Linked DNA regions of Mus musculus: all the other regions are linked to region 1. Evidence: chromatin loops called from intact Hi-C (ENCODE). Cell type or tissue: left cerebral cortex. All regions are shown on one strand.

Region 1 (5,000 bases):
GTTGACCACAAAGATAGGCCCTGCAACAAAACCTTGATGGTGAACAGAGAAGAAAAGAGACTCTCCATTTAAAGAGAAACCTCGGCTGTCTGACGTGTTAACACGTTGCGAGTCGGCACCAAAGGTCAGTTTGTATCTGAAGCCCTGTTTCCCATCTTTTTATTAACCTGATAGTCAATATCACACATTCACTGCTGTGGATTTCTTTCAAATAGAAAGAAACACTGTTAATAAAAATATGAAATAATAAACCTAAATCAGTTTTATTTTGACTTTAAAATGATTCTTCTAGAGCCCGAAGTTCCCATCTCTCTGAATACAGTGGCTAAAATATCAAACCACCTACTTAACTAAACATCTTACAAAATAGCTTCTCTCCTTCCGCCAAGTCTTCCAGAATTGCTAACAGACTGATCCTGTGGGATGTCAACAAACAAGCAATTCACAAAGAGCATGTGAATTTCAAGCACTTAAAAACTCTGATATTTGAGTTAATTTTACTTTTAAACATCGAACAGTGCCACCAATATTTTGTCAACTTTGGTCAAATAAGATCAGATGTTCACATCAATCATCTATTTTTCTTGGCTTTTTCAGGGCCTATGAATATTAGCATATCTTGCAAACTGTAGTAAAAACAGAATGTGCTTCTAGATATTTGGTTCACGTTCAGTCAGTTACAGACTTTTTGTTCCTGTTAAGATATAATATATATGTATATGTATATGTGTATATATATATATACATATATATATATACACACACACACACACACACACACACACACACTCACATATATATTCGTTCTCTTTATACTACCAAGGCAGGACTAAAATGAAAACCCTTTTCATTAAAACAAGGTCTTTTAAAAAATGTCAGACAATAATGATTGCTTTCACATAACTTAATTGTTTTAGCTATAGCAAGTCTTAAGTCTGCTCTCTGCCCTTAAAGAACCAGAGAAAAGCTTAAATCACACGGTAAAATATGGAAGCTGAACCTCCCAAGATCCCAGAAAACTATCACCCCATAGATGCTCACCAGTGTTGTGGATACGAATCATTTTAACTTGTCAGGGCTGGAGACGCCACAGCTAAGTGGACTCCATTACCCCTTTCATAGGCACCCTAGATGCAAGTCCATTCAGCAGTAGAGATCGCAAAACTATGTAGAATGCAGGTAGAGAAAAGTAAGACATACAGTGGATGCAGACTTCTAAATCATCGCATATTCGTTGACGGACATGTTTAGGGTGCACACCCACCATGCCCACTGGGGACTATGGCATAGACAGACTGGATTCCACAAACATCCACGAATACCTACCTAAGCTTACCTTTTTTTTTTTTTTTTTTTTTTTTTTTTTACAAGCTTAGCTATGATTTCCAGGAAAAGGAGCCGTGTTGTTTTTCTTTGGGAAAATGTTCCCAAGTGAGTTAGAAAAGGTTTGCCTGCGTCCTCTGGTGGAGCCTGCATGTCTAGATGGACCTTTTAAAGTTTGTTAGTCCACCAGAGGAGCTAAAGATGCATAGGTCAAGAGGGAGTGTTGGAGGTCTGGTGCTTACACAGGACCCAGAACATCTGCAGCAAGCTACTCAGACGAACTAACTCTGAGAGTTACTGGAGGGATGCTATTATCTCCAGATCCTACTGGATCAAAAATGCTGGATTCTTGCTCCCTCACAGCCAGCGGGCAGGAGTTAACACAGTGTTGGCAGGGTGTGATGTACCCAGAGGAAGAGAGTGAGAGGTCAGGGGAGCAAAGCTACAAACTCGACTTTATTTCATCTGCTCAATGGCCCATTTTGACCCAGAATCCACTCACACCCCAACCTGCGCATCTTGGCCTTGAGATCAAAGCCCAGACTCATTCAACCAGACATGCACCTACCCAGCCTCCGTTATCCTGGATCCAGGTGTGCAGATGCCGGTTCAGGTACTCAGTCATCCACAGGGCGATGTTGTCCACCAGGGGTGACATCTCCCTGTTGACGCTCTCCACACACATGACCCCACCGAACTCAAAGAAGGCCACAATCCTCCCCCAGTTCACCCCATCCCTGAAGAGTTCCTCCACCACCGTGGCAAAGCGTCCCCTCGCGGTGAAGGGCGTCAGGTGCAGCTGACTGGACATCTCTGCGAAGTCACGACGGTAGCGACGAGAGAAGTCATCCCCAGCCCGGCGGAGGGTCAGATGGACCACAGGTGGCACAGGGCTGAGCGCAGGCCCAGCGGTGGCAACGAGGGGCCTGAGAGGAGACGTCCTGGCAGCCATGTCCCGGTGCACAGCGGGCATTGGGTTGCTCTCAGGCTGGAAGGAGAAGATGCCAGGGGTGGGGGCAGCCCCCAGGGGCGCCGCGTCCGCATCTCCAGCATCCCACTCGTAGCCCCTCTGTGACAGCTTATAATGTATGTACTTCATCACGATCTCCCGGTTATCATACCCTGTTCTCCCGGCTTGCGCCATCCTTCCCCGAAAAGAAGCTGCAGGTACCAATGGCACTTCAAGTCCCGACTCCCGCCCCACGGCCCCGAAAGAAAAAAAAAAAAAAAAGAATAGTTATAATCCAGCTCTTTTATTGGATGTGCTTTGCATTCTTGGATGAAGGGGTGTCTTTAGTTACACCGAACACTTGATTCTGGTGTTTCCCCGTTGGCATGAGATGCAGGAAATTTTTATTCAAATTCCTTTCTGCTTTTTATTTCATGAGGTACATTATTTATTAAGCTTTGTTAATATCAGTCTACTTCCTCCGCAATGCTGAAAGGTGAAGAGGCGGGACGACCTAGGAAGTTAAAATCAGGTGTGTTTTCCTTTATATATTTAGGGTAAGAAAGGTATATCCGCTACAAGTTACACGTTTAAAAATGCATTAAACTGTCTGGAAATGAAATTTGCTTGAATGCACTTGAAGTAAAAAAATATTTCAAACGCGTCCATGGAAAGTTATATTAAACAAAATTCCTGTGCAAAGAACTTACTGTATTTTCTAAGGACGGCATGATCTTCTGTCAAGTTTACCCTTTTTTGGTAAAACCCAAACAAATACATAAGGCAACCACACCATCGATCTTCAGAAGTCTCCTTGTATAAGCTTCTTTACAACTTGCAATGAATCGGGAGTTGGGGTCTGGGGGCTAGGTGGAGGAAAAATCAGGAGGGTTTCCAGATTGGGTCCTCACACTCCGGCTTCACTGAGAATGTCAATCCGTAGGAATCCCAACCAGAGATCTCAAGAGCACCGCAGCGGGGCAAAAAGGCAGCGGCGGCGGCGGCAGATGAATTACAATTTTTCAGTCCAGCATTTGCAGAAGTCCTGTGATTCTCCCTTCTTCTCGGCAATTTACACTTGCACACACACGCTGGAGCGCAGGCATGGATCCGTATCCACCGGACCGCTTCAGACCTCCAGGGCAGAGAGACACGCCAAGGGGACGATGGAGGAGCTGGGGGACCGGGACCGGAATCCTCTTCTGATTAAACTCCGAAGGGCCAACGCGCTTTCCGAAACGGGAAAAAAAGCAGCTTGCTAAATGCAGGCACGGACGCGCTGGGGCCGCGGGTGCCCAAGGAGCAGCCCGCGCACTGTGTGTGGTGCGCTGCGGGAGAAGGAGGTGGTGGGGGAGGGTTTGCCCCCCCTCTTTTTCCTAAAAAGGATGACTGCTACGAAGTCCCCCCCTGGTCCCCTCTTCCGCTGCACCCCACCGGCGCACCCCGCCTCCGGGCTGCGCACCCTTTCTCCTCCTCCGCTGCGGGCGGCGCTGGCGGCCGCCTCCTCGTGCTTGCGCCGCGCAGCCCGTTCCACGGTGACGGCTGCGGCTGGGGAGGGCCTGGGCACCTCGGTGTTGGCGGCGGCGGCTCGGCGGGGACCCGGACGCGGGGCGGGAGGACGGGCCGGGGAGGAAGGGGGCGGGCGCGGGGCGGGGGGCCCGGCCTCTTACTTCATTCTCCGCCGGAGCGCCTGGTTTCCTGTACGTACGTCACCGTTCATTCAAAAAAAAGAAGAAAGAAAGCCCTCCTCTGAGCGCCCGCCCGCCGCCTCCTCCCGCCGCCCGCCAGCCGCCCGGGTTAAAGGCGCCGCGGCCGCCCCGGGGAGCGCGCGCCCGGCCGCGGCCGCTGGCCTGGGTGGCGGCCACCCGCGGGCTACGCTGGGCCCCGGACCGTGGGTGGCGCGGGCCTCCCGGGCGGCAGTGGCTCAGTGGGCGTGTGAGGGGCCTCCTCGGGCCTGCGGGGCTGGCTGCTGGCTGGACGTGCCTATAGCCAGGGCCAGGCTGTGGCGAGGCACCTGGATCTTTTCTAACAGGATGGGCACAATTGCATGGATCTTTTTCAACGTGTACAGTGTGCACGACCGCATGGACTTTTTCTATGTAGCATGTGCAGGTCACATGGACCCTTTCTAACCGCGTGCATGGAATGTGCACAATCCAATGGACCCTTTCTAACCACACATAAAGTGTGTACACAGTCGCTCTGTGTGTGTGTGTGTGTGTAGTGCAGTGTATCTACAATCATGTGGACCCTTTAAACAGTGTAGTGTATACAACCACATATAGTGTATAAAATCAAACAGACCCTCAGCTAACCATGTGAACCCCCAAACACTATGTTATCAGCTCTCAGCAGCCAGAGAGATTACCGAGACATATATTGACTCCTAAGTAGTGAGTAGTACCAATATGCTACCCTTGGGTGAAGAGAGGCAACTCCCAACACAGTCTCCAGGATATTAATTACAAATGAAAATACTTAGAATAACAACGTTAGCATGCTTGTTTCTAGGCCCTTTTGTCCAGACACCACAAGCTGTGTAACTTAGAACAGGTCTGAGTACTCCTCTGCTCTGAAGAGCATGATGTGATGTCCACAACCAGCAAGGGATGTGCCTCAGAGGCTGGTCTTTCCTCATCTCTTCTTAGTCAGACAGTGGCAGACTGATGGCAGTCGCTGATGCTCTTGGCTTGTTAAAGAATAGTCAAAGTGGTATGCGGAGTTACTT
Region 2 (5,000 bases), 84 kb before region 1:
GGTGGAATTACAACTGTAATTCGAGCTGTAGGTAGGTTGAAGCTGGAGGAATGTCATGAGTTTGAGGCCAGTCTGGACTCCTAGGTCAGACTGGGATACATAGAAAACCCAAAAGGAGAGAGAGAGAGAGAGAGAGAGAGAGAGAGAGAGAGAGAGAGAGAGAGAGATTGAGAGATGGAGAGATTTTTAATGGTGTATGGGTCTCAGCTGTCTGTAGTGTTTTGCATCTTATAAGTATACATTTTTGAAGGTTATGTTTAAGAGGTTGTATGTATATGATATTCACCTGGCCCACTCCTCCATCTTTCGGCATATGCGCCAGAGGACCCATAAGAGATTGCCCACAGCCATCTTAGTTTGGGTCCTGCTGGCACAGTGACAAAGTCACAGGTTAAGCACGTCTGAGACTGCTTGCACTGATGAGGGACACATGGCAGTATCACCATGAGCATCATTAGCAAAGGACTAGTGATGATGCAGACGGCCTGTGGCCTCCACAATGGGTTGTAGGTCACCATTTCCCTGCTCAAAGCTCACTTGTCACACCATCAGCACCACAACACTCACTGAGTCATTCCTTTAACACAAGGAACTGGCACTTGAGGGAAGCATGGTGGGGTGGGGGTGGGTGGAGGAGAGAAACCTCCTTCTTAGGAAAGGCAATGACATAATCCCATAAAAAGGGAAGCAACCAGCTGCTCGCGCCGGTCATCTGATGTCTTTTCAATGGGCCTGTAACTCACTTCGGAGAGGTTGTATCTCTATTTCACATCTGCTGAGGAGGAAGGAGAGGTCAGAGGAGGAGAGAGAGGAACACCATTCAGCCAGTGGAGTTAAGGACAGGCGTTCCCCTACAATGACATCTGACCCTATCTTGCCTGGGGTGGGTATCTTACTCCTCTTTCAGCTCTTATTATTTTTTTTGTTTAGACTTTTATTTATTTTGTATGTGCATTTATGAGGGTATGTCACATGGGCAAGGTGCTTGCAAAAGACAGGAGAAGGTGTCAGATCTCCTAGGAGTAGATATGCAGGTAGTTGCACATTATCTTACATGGATGCTGGAAACTATGCGTGCAGCAAATACTCTTAATTGCTGAGCTTCCTTGTTTTCAGGTGTGTGTGTGTGTGTGTGTGTGTGTGTGTGTGTGTGTGTGTGTGTGTGATTGGCTACCTTCAAATTTACTATGTAGCTGAGGGTGACCCTGAACTTCTGGTCTTCCTGTCTCTACTTTCCAAATGCTAGGATTAGAAGCATATAGTACACCAATAAATTTATTCATAGAATGTATAGATTGGGTCACTTAGTCCCCATAGAAGCATCCAGATGTAATTGTGGGTAAAATGCTCAGCTAGACTTTTTAAGCCAAGAGACCAGCAAAGCTATTCATAAAGTATGGACATATGCTTCATGCTAGCAGACACACACACACACACACACACACACACACACACACACACACACACACGTATATATATTTAACTCTGCCACAGAGAATTCACAGCTTTAGGAATGGCTACAGGTATACTACAGAATCCAGTTTTCCTAAGTTAAGACCCCCATGAGGTTCACATAAATGAATGTGAGAGTCACAAAAATTGGCAGCAGTGAATGATTTCTGTACATCCTATGACCCAATATTAATTCAAGATCAAATGGGAACTGAATCATAGCATTTTTGCAGTGTTCCTCTTTTGATCACACCACAGCTTCAGTTCTGAACTCCTGTGTTCTCAGCAGCAGGCATGCTGCAACACCATGCAATGTTAGAAGTACCTCAGCTTCAAGACCACTAGCTAAGAACACATTGTATACTCAATACTGTCTGCTTTTATAGAAATATTAATAGTTTAATTATGGAAAGCAAAGACTTTTAATATTTTTCTACCATTACTCCTCAGTATATTTTAGTTGTGTTATATTCAAGTGTTTGATTTGTAAATTGCTATTTGAATTGTTGATTGCATTTTTCAGAATAAATCAATCAGTAGAGGAGGAGGAAGAAGAAGAAGAAGAGGAGGAGGAGGAGGAGGAGGAGGAGGAGGAGGAGGAGGAGGAGGAATCCGCAGCAGCATACAGTGCACTCAGTTTACTGGTGAGTGAGGTCAGGGTCTTGTAAGGCCAGGCAAGCACAGCAGCCTCATCCCCAACCCAGCTCCCTGCATTGAACACTAGGGGGAGAGTCCTGGAGTCAGTGCAATCCTAGCCTCTGTTGTTGTGGGGAATTCCTTTTCCTTTTCTTTTAAAATCTGCAGCAGGAACTTCAGCATCTTCCATGTACACAGGGTGTATGTAAGTCTCACTCTCTGACTTGCCACTTTGCTCTTCAGTCCTCCATAAATACACAGATGCCCAGAAGTAGTGTTCATTAACCTGTTTAATCTCCATCAATGCCATCCCTCAGACCCCTAGCCTACCCTCTCTCCTGTTCCATCTTGGGTTGCCTATAGACTGTTCTAGAAGGAGGTCTAAGCCCCTGCCATCTTGAAGGAGAAGCCAGTAATGGGCTCCATCCCATTAGAGGAGTAAACATGCTGGCTGTGGGAGTGGTCTGGACCAGGAGCTTCTCCCCAAAGCAGTACCACATGCACATTTGAGGCTGCAAATAAGAAAGAATTTTCTGGCTGGAGGAACTGCTAAATAGCAGGGTGGGTAACCAAGGGAGGTCCCGGAATCTCCTCTCGAGATCTTTGAAACTAAGATACAATCTCCCATGTCTGCGATAATTTTTTGCAGTCCTGACTAGAGACAGATGGAGGAGGTGCCTCACAGAGACTCCTCCCTAGGCCTGTGATCTGCCTCTTGCCTTCAGTTTGGGCTAAGCTCCTGGGGAGTCGCTTCCCGGGGAAGCTCTGGGATGTAGAGCAGGCTTGTTTACATCAGCCTCTCTTCCTCACACCTCTTTCCTTGTTCTCAGATGGAAAGCTGGTCAAAGGTCAGGGTTGCCCAACTGCCCACACATAGTTTGGTAGTAGCATCAGACTCCGGCAAAACAGAGGGTTGATTCTAATGTCTGTGCATCTACCCCAAGCTCAGAACCTGGGTGAGAACAGAGACAATTAGCTTTTGCTAACAATCCATTCCAAATGAGAATATGATCCCGCTAATTGATTTTAAATAGATTTTTAAAAAGGATCCTTGGCCGTACTTCATCCTGAATACAACAGAGTTTCAAAAGTGTTCATTCCAGGGTTGGTTTCTTTCCCCCCTTTCTTCTGGCTTAAACCCCAAATGGCCAAGATCCCAGTCTGAATAAACAGTGTGGGTGGTGACTGTTCTGTGGGGCCCTGTAGAGGATGCAATCACTTTCCTTCTCTGCTCAGCATTAAATCATGTAAAAGTAGCTGGGGACTCCACCACCTCCTCACCAAGGAACCAAGGGGGCAGCTTAACGTGTATTCTTTGCCCAGGGAGGGATGGAGCAGGAAAGGATTTCTCCTAGCTGTGAGCATTTGATTATGCATAAAGTTCATTGACCTCACAGGCAGCTGTCAGATGATCTTGCTAAGGCCTGTGAATGGCATCCCAGGAATGCAGTGATGTGGGCAGAAACCCAGTGAGTTCATGCCACCAAGTGCTTTAAATGGGACAAATGAGTGGCTGACCAGAATGCCTCCAGTGGGAACAGAACCAGAGGATAATCAGTAATTCAATATCACCTAAGCATTGCTGGATCTTCAAAAGTGATCCCTGGAAATCAGAAACTCGGGACAACTCCCATAGGGTCCTGAGGGGGTTGGGAGGCATGGTAATGGGAGGCTGAGTGGGAAGCCAGTCTGCAGGGTTACTGCTGTAGCAGGCTGCAAATAAGGCACTTTCAGTATTCCCTCCCTTCTTAAAAGGTAATGCTTTCTGCCTTTCCTGCCACTGACACCAGAGGAAACCGAGGAAGCAATACATTCCTAAGGACGCTGTGGGGCTTGAAGGGGACAGTGGAGTCTCTGTTTATTTAGACAGTTTTGATATAATACAGCCCTACATGTGTATGCAGTAAGTATACCTACTTGTCAGTAAATGCCCTGAAATACTTTTTATGCAAAGTGGGCTGCTACATTCTCCTCTTTTTCATCCTATCTGGGGCAGCCTCTGCTCTACAGGCAACCGGGGTATGGAGTATGGGAAAGTGTTGGACCCAACTGGTCTCTGCTTCTGGGTAAAAGGAGACAGGGAGTTCCCATCAGTGCGGTCAGATGGTTAAGGGCTGGGGGGTCTCTGACTCTGGAGGAACTTGAACTACTTGGGCTTGGTGCTTCTTCAAACACTTCTGTTACCTTGTTGAGTATTTGATAGTTTCTTTCAGTAGCTTTCTCACCTAATGCACTCACTTTATCTATCAAAATATTATGCTTTGCATGGGTAAATACCTCACAGTCATATCTTAAGTCAAGACTGCATTGCATTAGCTCTGGTCCCTTTGGTACTATGAATATAAAGAATGAGCAGCTGGAATTTAGCCAACAATTTTGATATCCCACTGGAAGCAGAACAGAAGGAATCTTACTTATCTCACTTTTAAAGTAACCCGAAATTCTAAAGTCCTTTACCAAATAAACCACCTAAATTTGAATGTATGCTCTGTCTATATCCATGTCAACTTAGTGAAGTGTTCCAAAAGCACACGGTGGAGGCTGGGGATGGAGCTCAGTTGGCAGAGTGTTGCCTAGCATTCACAAACTCTTGGACTTGATACTCAGGATCAATTATATAAACTGAGTATGGTGTTATACACCTGCAATCCCAGAATTTCGGAGGCAGGAGGATCAGAGTTCATGGTCATCCTCAACTACAGAGTGAGTTGAGGTCAGCTTGGGAGATAGGTTTCCTGTCTCAAGAAATGAACTGAAGGAGGGAAAGCGTCAGGTAAACTCTGTGTTACGTGAAAACTAAAGAGAGATACATCCTCAAACAGGTTTTAGGTGAAAAGGCACATTCTAATCACAACAGCCTCAATCTGGACAGGGTTCCTTTCAGGTAGGAGGTGGTGACTGGACCCTTAAAG
Region 3 (5,000 bases), 110 kb before region 1:
TTTCTCTGTCTCTCTGTCTCTTTATCTCTAAAGATAAGTTTATAATTAACTAATTTTAAACTCTTTTCAGTTTTAAAGTCCCTAAATCAGTGACAGAAAACACAGGCTTAAAATAACCAGAGAAATAACACGAGAGAAACAGAATACATAGATAACTTGGAAAGCATTTGCCCTTTAACCCAACAATCCCATTCTGGGGATTTGCCATGTTCACATATGAACTGAATTATGGCAAAGTGATATTCTGGGCAGTATTTACAACACCAGGAGACTGAAATAGCCAGGTGTCCATGAGCAGGAGCTGGTTAACTATACCTGCTGCAATGGGGAGCTGGTTAACTAGTTATACCTGCTGCAATGGGGAGCTGGCTAGCTATACCTGCTGCAATAGGGAGCTGGTTAACTAGCTATACCTGCTGCAATGGGGAGCTGGCTAGCTATACCTACTGTGATAGGGAGCTGGCTAACTAACTATACCTGCTGCAATGGGGAGCTGGCTAGCTATACCTGCTGCAATGGGGAGCTGGCTAGCTATACCTACTGTGATAGGGAGCTGGCTAACTAACTATACCTGCTGCAATGAGGAGCTGGCTAGCTATATGGAGTTCTGTAATGACTCCAGGGAACTGCTCATTCTGCATTCCTTTCTCCTCTGACTCTGAGGTTAGCTCTCTTTTCACTAATGAGATGTAAGCAAGTACAAGGCAATAAGGCGGCTTCTCAGTACCTCCATGTTGGGGCACAGTCCCCTTTTGTTTCTGGGCCCATTTGAAGTATTCCAAGTAAACTTGCTGAGAGAACTGATTGCAGGTGCTGTAAGGATCTACCAGCAACCATGGCAACCATGGAACAAGCAAGGCTGTAGGAGTAGCGTAGCCTTATGACTGTATCTACACATGTAAATTCTGGCAAGACCAGCAGAAAATCCACTGGCTGACCCACAGAACTAGGGAGTAATAAAACAGCTGTCGCTGAAGCCACTCTATTATGGAGTACCTCAGTGATACAACCTGGTATCTCTCAGAAGGTTGATGCTATGAAGGCAGCATATCAACCATGAAGAAAAGAAGGGCATCCTATCTCGAGAATACACTGTTATGTGAACAAGCTGTCTGAATAACAAACAGCATTGTTTTGTGTAAGAAAGAACAAAAGAAGAAATATATCTCTATATATGAATACTTACATATGTATATATTCATATAAATGTGTGTGTGTGTAGCACAAGGAGACACTAGACATATACTCAAGAAATAAAATGTGGCTATCTGCATCTATGGAGAGAAGGGACAACAAATGAGATGGTTGAGGATGAGTGGGTAAAGTTACCAATAAATAACTGTCCTAGTGTTTGAAAGGTACAAAGATAAAGCAAGGGAGAAACGCCATAGCCTGGAAAGGCAAAAATTCAAATTGCCAACCATATTTCTGCAACAAAGCTATCCTTCATCTCATGGCCTTCCTGTGATACAGAATCACACTTCCTCATAGCATGTGCAGTTATTTAATGACACCTTCTCTTCTGTGCAAGATTGTAAGCACTTTTGGAGCAGAAAACACATCTCAGGTATCTCAGTCGGTTCAGCAGCCAGCAAGCACCATGTGAGGCACAGAGCAGGAAAGCACTACAGTCTTGTGAAAAGAAACTTTCAAAACACTCTGGGAGAGGTGAGATGGCTCAGTGGGAATGACGACTGCAGTTCCTTCTCCAGAATCCACAGCATAGAAGGAAAGGCCAGCACCCATGTGGCAGTGTGCATGTTCCCATACAAATAAGTATATAAATAATGATGACGCCACGTAAAGAACACTGGTGAGTCCCAAGGAATCCGCACCTCAATTTCTTCTGTAGGACTCCTGCTGCACCATCTTCTAGGAAAAAAGTAAGCATTGTTTATGGCTTTAGCATGTGTCTCTCTCAAATGTACCCTGAGTTACTGGGAGAGGGTGAATTATATAAAAGCTAAATTTGAATGCCATGAGAGGCAAAAAAAAAAAAAAAAAGCAACATAGGTTCTTTTATTTTAAAAACTAACAAAAAAAGGAGCTAGAAAAATGAAAAATGATGTTTGTCTCATTGTTTCTTGTAAGTCACAAAGAGACTCCTGTGGAATATGCAGTAAGATGGATTAGTGGGATGTTGAATGTGCTGAGCTGGGAGGCTTCATTGCACCTCAACAGAAGTCAGCATTCAACGACTGCGGGATGCTATGTATTGACTTCAGTGCTTCTAGGAAAGGCGAGACCACAGCTTTCTCTGTAAACCTTTTCAAGAGCTTAACAGTTCTCACTGGAAACCTCTTTTTCCTTTGAAGATGTGCCTTTCCTAGTAAGTCTTAAAGTCCGTCTTCTATCACAGCACACTGTCTACGTGTCTAACCTCATGATGGCAGAAGCTCTTCTGAGAAGAAGTCTGAGGCACCTGGATGGTGCAAACTGTACCTCTCTCTCTCTTGATGAAGGACTCAGAGTTACTTCAACCCTTATGTGATCTTGGACCACATGAAGAGATAGCATTATGTAGCACTGATACTGTATCTGGACAGCAATGGGCAATTGCTAAGAATTAAAAACATGCTAAAGATACATATGTAAGAAAGAGAAGAAACTAATTCTATATATCCAATTGTTGAGAGAAGGAGGGCGAACACTTGTTTTCTACCTATAAAATTCATAAATATTTGTTGGAAAAAACATGAACACAGCAGTCTGAGCATCAGGAAAAAAAACACATCAGAGCCATAATAGTTCTAGACCAATGGAGAGAAGAATTTAAAGATGGCCAAGGGCTGGTGCTTATAGAGGACCACAGTGCTTCCTGAAGACCTATGTGGCTCTGAATGACTGCCTGGTGCAGAGGGGTGCAGATGTTTGGGAAGTTCACTGTAAAGATCTGCCTCAACTATACCTAGTTCACACAGACCATCGGGATAGACGCCTCCTTATTTGGTATAGAAAAAAATTCCTGGGACTCATACTAGTTTCAATTTAGTTCTTATGCTATTTTAATTCTGACTGTGAAATTTGGAAACTTCAAAGAAAAGTCTGGATAGAGGCTTGGAATGTTTAAGCTAGCCCAGACTCCACACTCTATGGGCACCATATGGTTTTTCTACCCTTGACTTTGTAAAAAGGAGAAACCGGGTGTAGGAATATACCTTTGTAATAAAAGTCTATTCAAAGGCATGGAAGGTTTATTTGATATATGAAGGAAGGTATTTGACCAGGGGGACACTTAGCAAGAAGAAAATATGAAGCTCTAAGTAAATACTGCCCATCTGCTCCTGGCCCCACCACCTGGCTCTTATTCCTTCTCTGATAGGTTTGAGCCAAGCAATTTTGTTTTATTTGTGCGCTTTGAGAGGCCACCTGTCGTGGAATAGACTTATACATTAAACAAAGTGAACATTTCATATTTCTGTGTTTCCCATATGATTTCCCTAAACAAAAAGCACTTATTTCACCTTAAGCAGATTTAAAAAATGCTGACTCTGACAAAAGGTATAAACAAGGCAATCTTTTGTTTATGAAGACTGTTCGCAGCCCATCCATAGAAAGACACCCTCTCCCTCCCCAACTCTGGGGAGTTAATCCATCCACACATTTTGGTCATTTCCCTGGCTCTTGTAAGCTACAGTGAAGGAAAAGCATTTTACAAGGGAACATGGTATATTTGTGCTAAAAACAGGCACCACAGAAATCCAGAGAAGGGAGCCAAAAAAAAAAAAAAAAAAAAAAAAAGCCAGGCATACAAGTCTAGAGAGCAGGCAACATCTAGGGATGGTATTTGGGGAAAGGGGGAGAAGGAAAGGGAGGGGGAGGTGGGGAAAGGGGAGTACTGGGTGAGGATTTGAAGCCAAGACTGCCTGATAGAGGGAAGACTTTGAGGAGTCTCTAGCTCTCAGGCTAAGGAACGCAGGCCTTTTCCTTGAAACTTTAGCTGTGGAAGTTCTCAGGCAGGGAATACAAACTTTGCAGAAATACTTTGGCCTGAATAGCGTGTAGGAAACCCCTGTGGTTGTGTGGACCTTCAGTCTCTATGGGAATAGACACAAAAGAGGATTACACGTGAGTGGCCACTTGACCTCCAGATGGCCTTCCTTGCTCTACTTGGTGCGACTCCTTTAAGGCCTTGCTCTGAGTAGAACAGCTTTCATGCACTGCAGCCTTGCTCTACCAGGAGTGTTACAGGGATGGTTTGGGTCTCATGGAATTAGTGTCAGCTCAGGCCAGTGTGTAATTGCTTCCTTTATTCTAATACAGTGTAGTACTTTACCATGGAAGAACACTGGGAGAGGAGAGATTACAGCATACAATGTGGACAATGTGGGCAGCATTGTGGGGTCTCTTCTGTCTCCCCTTCACTCAAAGAGCTCTGTGTCTATGAACTGGATCGAGGTTAGGAATCAACAGAGGTGCATCACCTTTAATATTCACGTTAGGATTTCCTGGTCCTGACCCAGAAGTTTCTGCTTCTACTAGTGAGTATTTTTGTAGATTCTTCACCAATTTCCCATCTAGGAGGCCATGGGGATAAAGTCTGAGAAGAAGAAGAGGCTGTGAGGGGATATATGCATACAGAAGAAGGGGAAGATGGAAACCAGGAGGGCCGAAGTTGGAGGACAAGATCTGGTCTACATTACCAGGTGGTGCCCTAACAGCAATCACAGGGGAGGATGAGCTTGGAGGAGGAGGGACGGAGATATGCTGAGATGGTGCTAGGCTGTCCCAAGTCAGCACAACCAACCTAGAGTTGGAAATATGGAGAGACATGGGAGCAATTCTAGTCAGTACACACAGTTTTGGATAGCCTACAATGTGGGCCCTACATGAAAGGATGTCAGGGAGAAGATGAACTACCTGGGAGAGAAAAGGCAGAGAAGTGTCTGAAGACCTGGGCTAAGCTGAACATTCTAATTCTCCAACCAAGGCAAGGCAGAATAGCAGGTCTGTTGCACAGAGGTGGCTGTTCAGCAAGGCAAAGAAACGCACGGTGGTGG

What was found. Peaks named below come from ENCODE experiments on the same cell type or tissue, not always from the same donor. Only the 100,000 strongest peaks of a DNase experiment are listed, where the experiment ranks them.
Region 2: a loop joins it to region 1, with 4 times the contacts of the local background. A loop is called at or near these places in 23 of 42 quality-filtered maps.
Region 3: a loop joins it to region 1, with 2.2 times the contacts of the local background. A loop is called at or near these places in 8 of 42 quality-filtered maps.

The regions. Positions count from the first base shown.
Region 1 is chr1:106,710,414-106,715,413 of GRCm38, forward strand. It overlaps Bcl2 (B cell leukemia/lymphoma 2), which reads right to left and starts at 3,877. Exons shown (of 2, transcript NM_009741.5): 1 at 1,892-3,877. The coding sequence starts at 2,467. In left cerebral cortex, CTCF peaks have their summits at 1,481 and 2,098; DNase peaks (open chromatin) are centred at 1,626, 2,236, 3,707, 3,939 and 1 more place; H3K4me3 peaks cover 3,952 bases; H3K27ac peaks cover 1,371 bases.
Region 2 is chr1:106,626,751-106,631,750 of GRCm38, forward strand. All of the region lies in intron 1 of Bcl2 (B cell leukemia/lymphoma 2), which reads right to left. Among named protein-coding and RNA genes, the nearest start is that of Gm37053, 14 kb to the left of the region's middle. In left cerebral cortex, a CTCF peak has its summit at 2,195; DNase peaks (open chromatin) are centred at 593, 2,235, 2,953 and 3,311; H3K27ac peaks cover 957 bases.
Region 3 is chr1:106,604,807-106,609,806 of GRCm38, forward strand. The region is part of intron 1 of Bcl2 (B cell leukemia/lymphoma 2); the gene reads right to left. Gm37053 (a long non-coding RNA gene) reads right to left here. Exons shown (of 2, transcript XR_878433.2): 1 at 414-5,000; 2 at 1-379. Among named protein-coding and RNA genes, the nearest start is that of Gm37053, 7.6 kb to the right of the region's middle. In left cerebral cortex, no CTCF peak of the experiment used is centred here; DNase peaks (open chromatin) are centred at 2,240 and 3,084.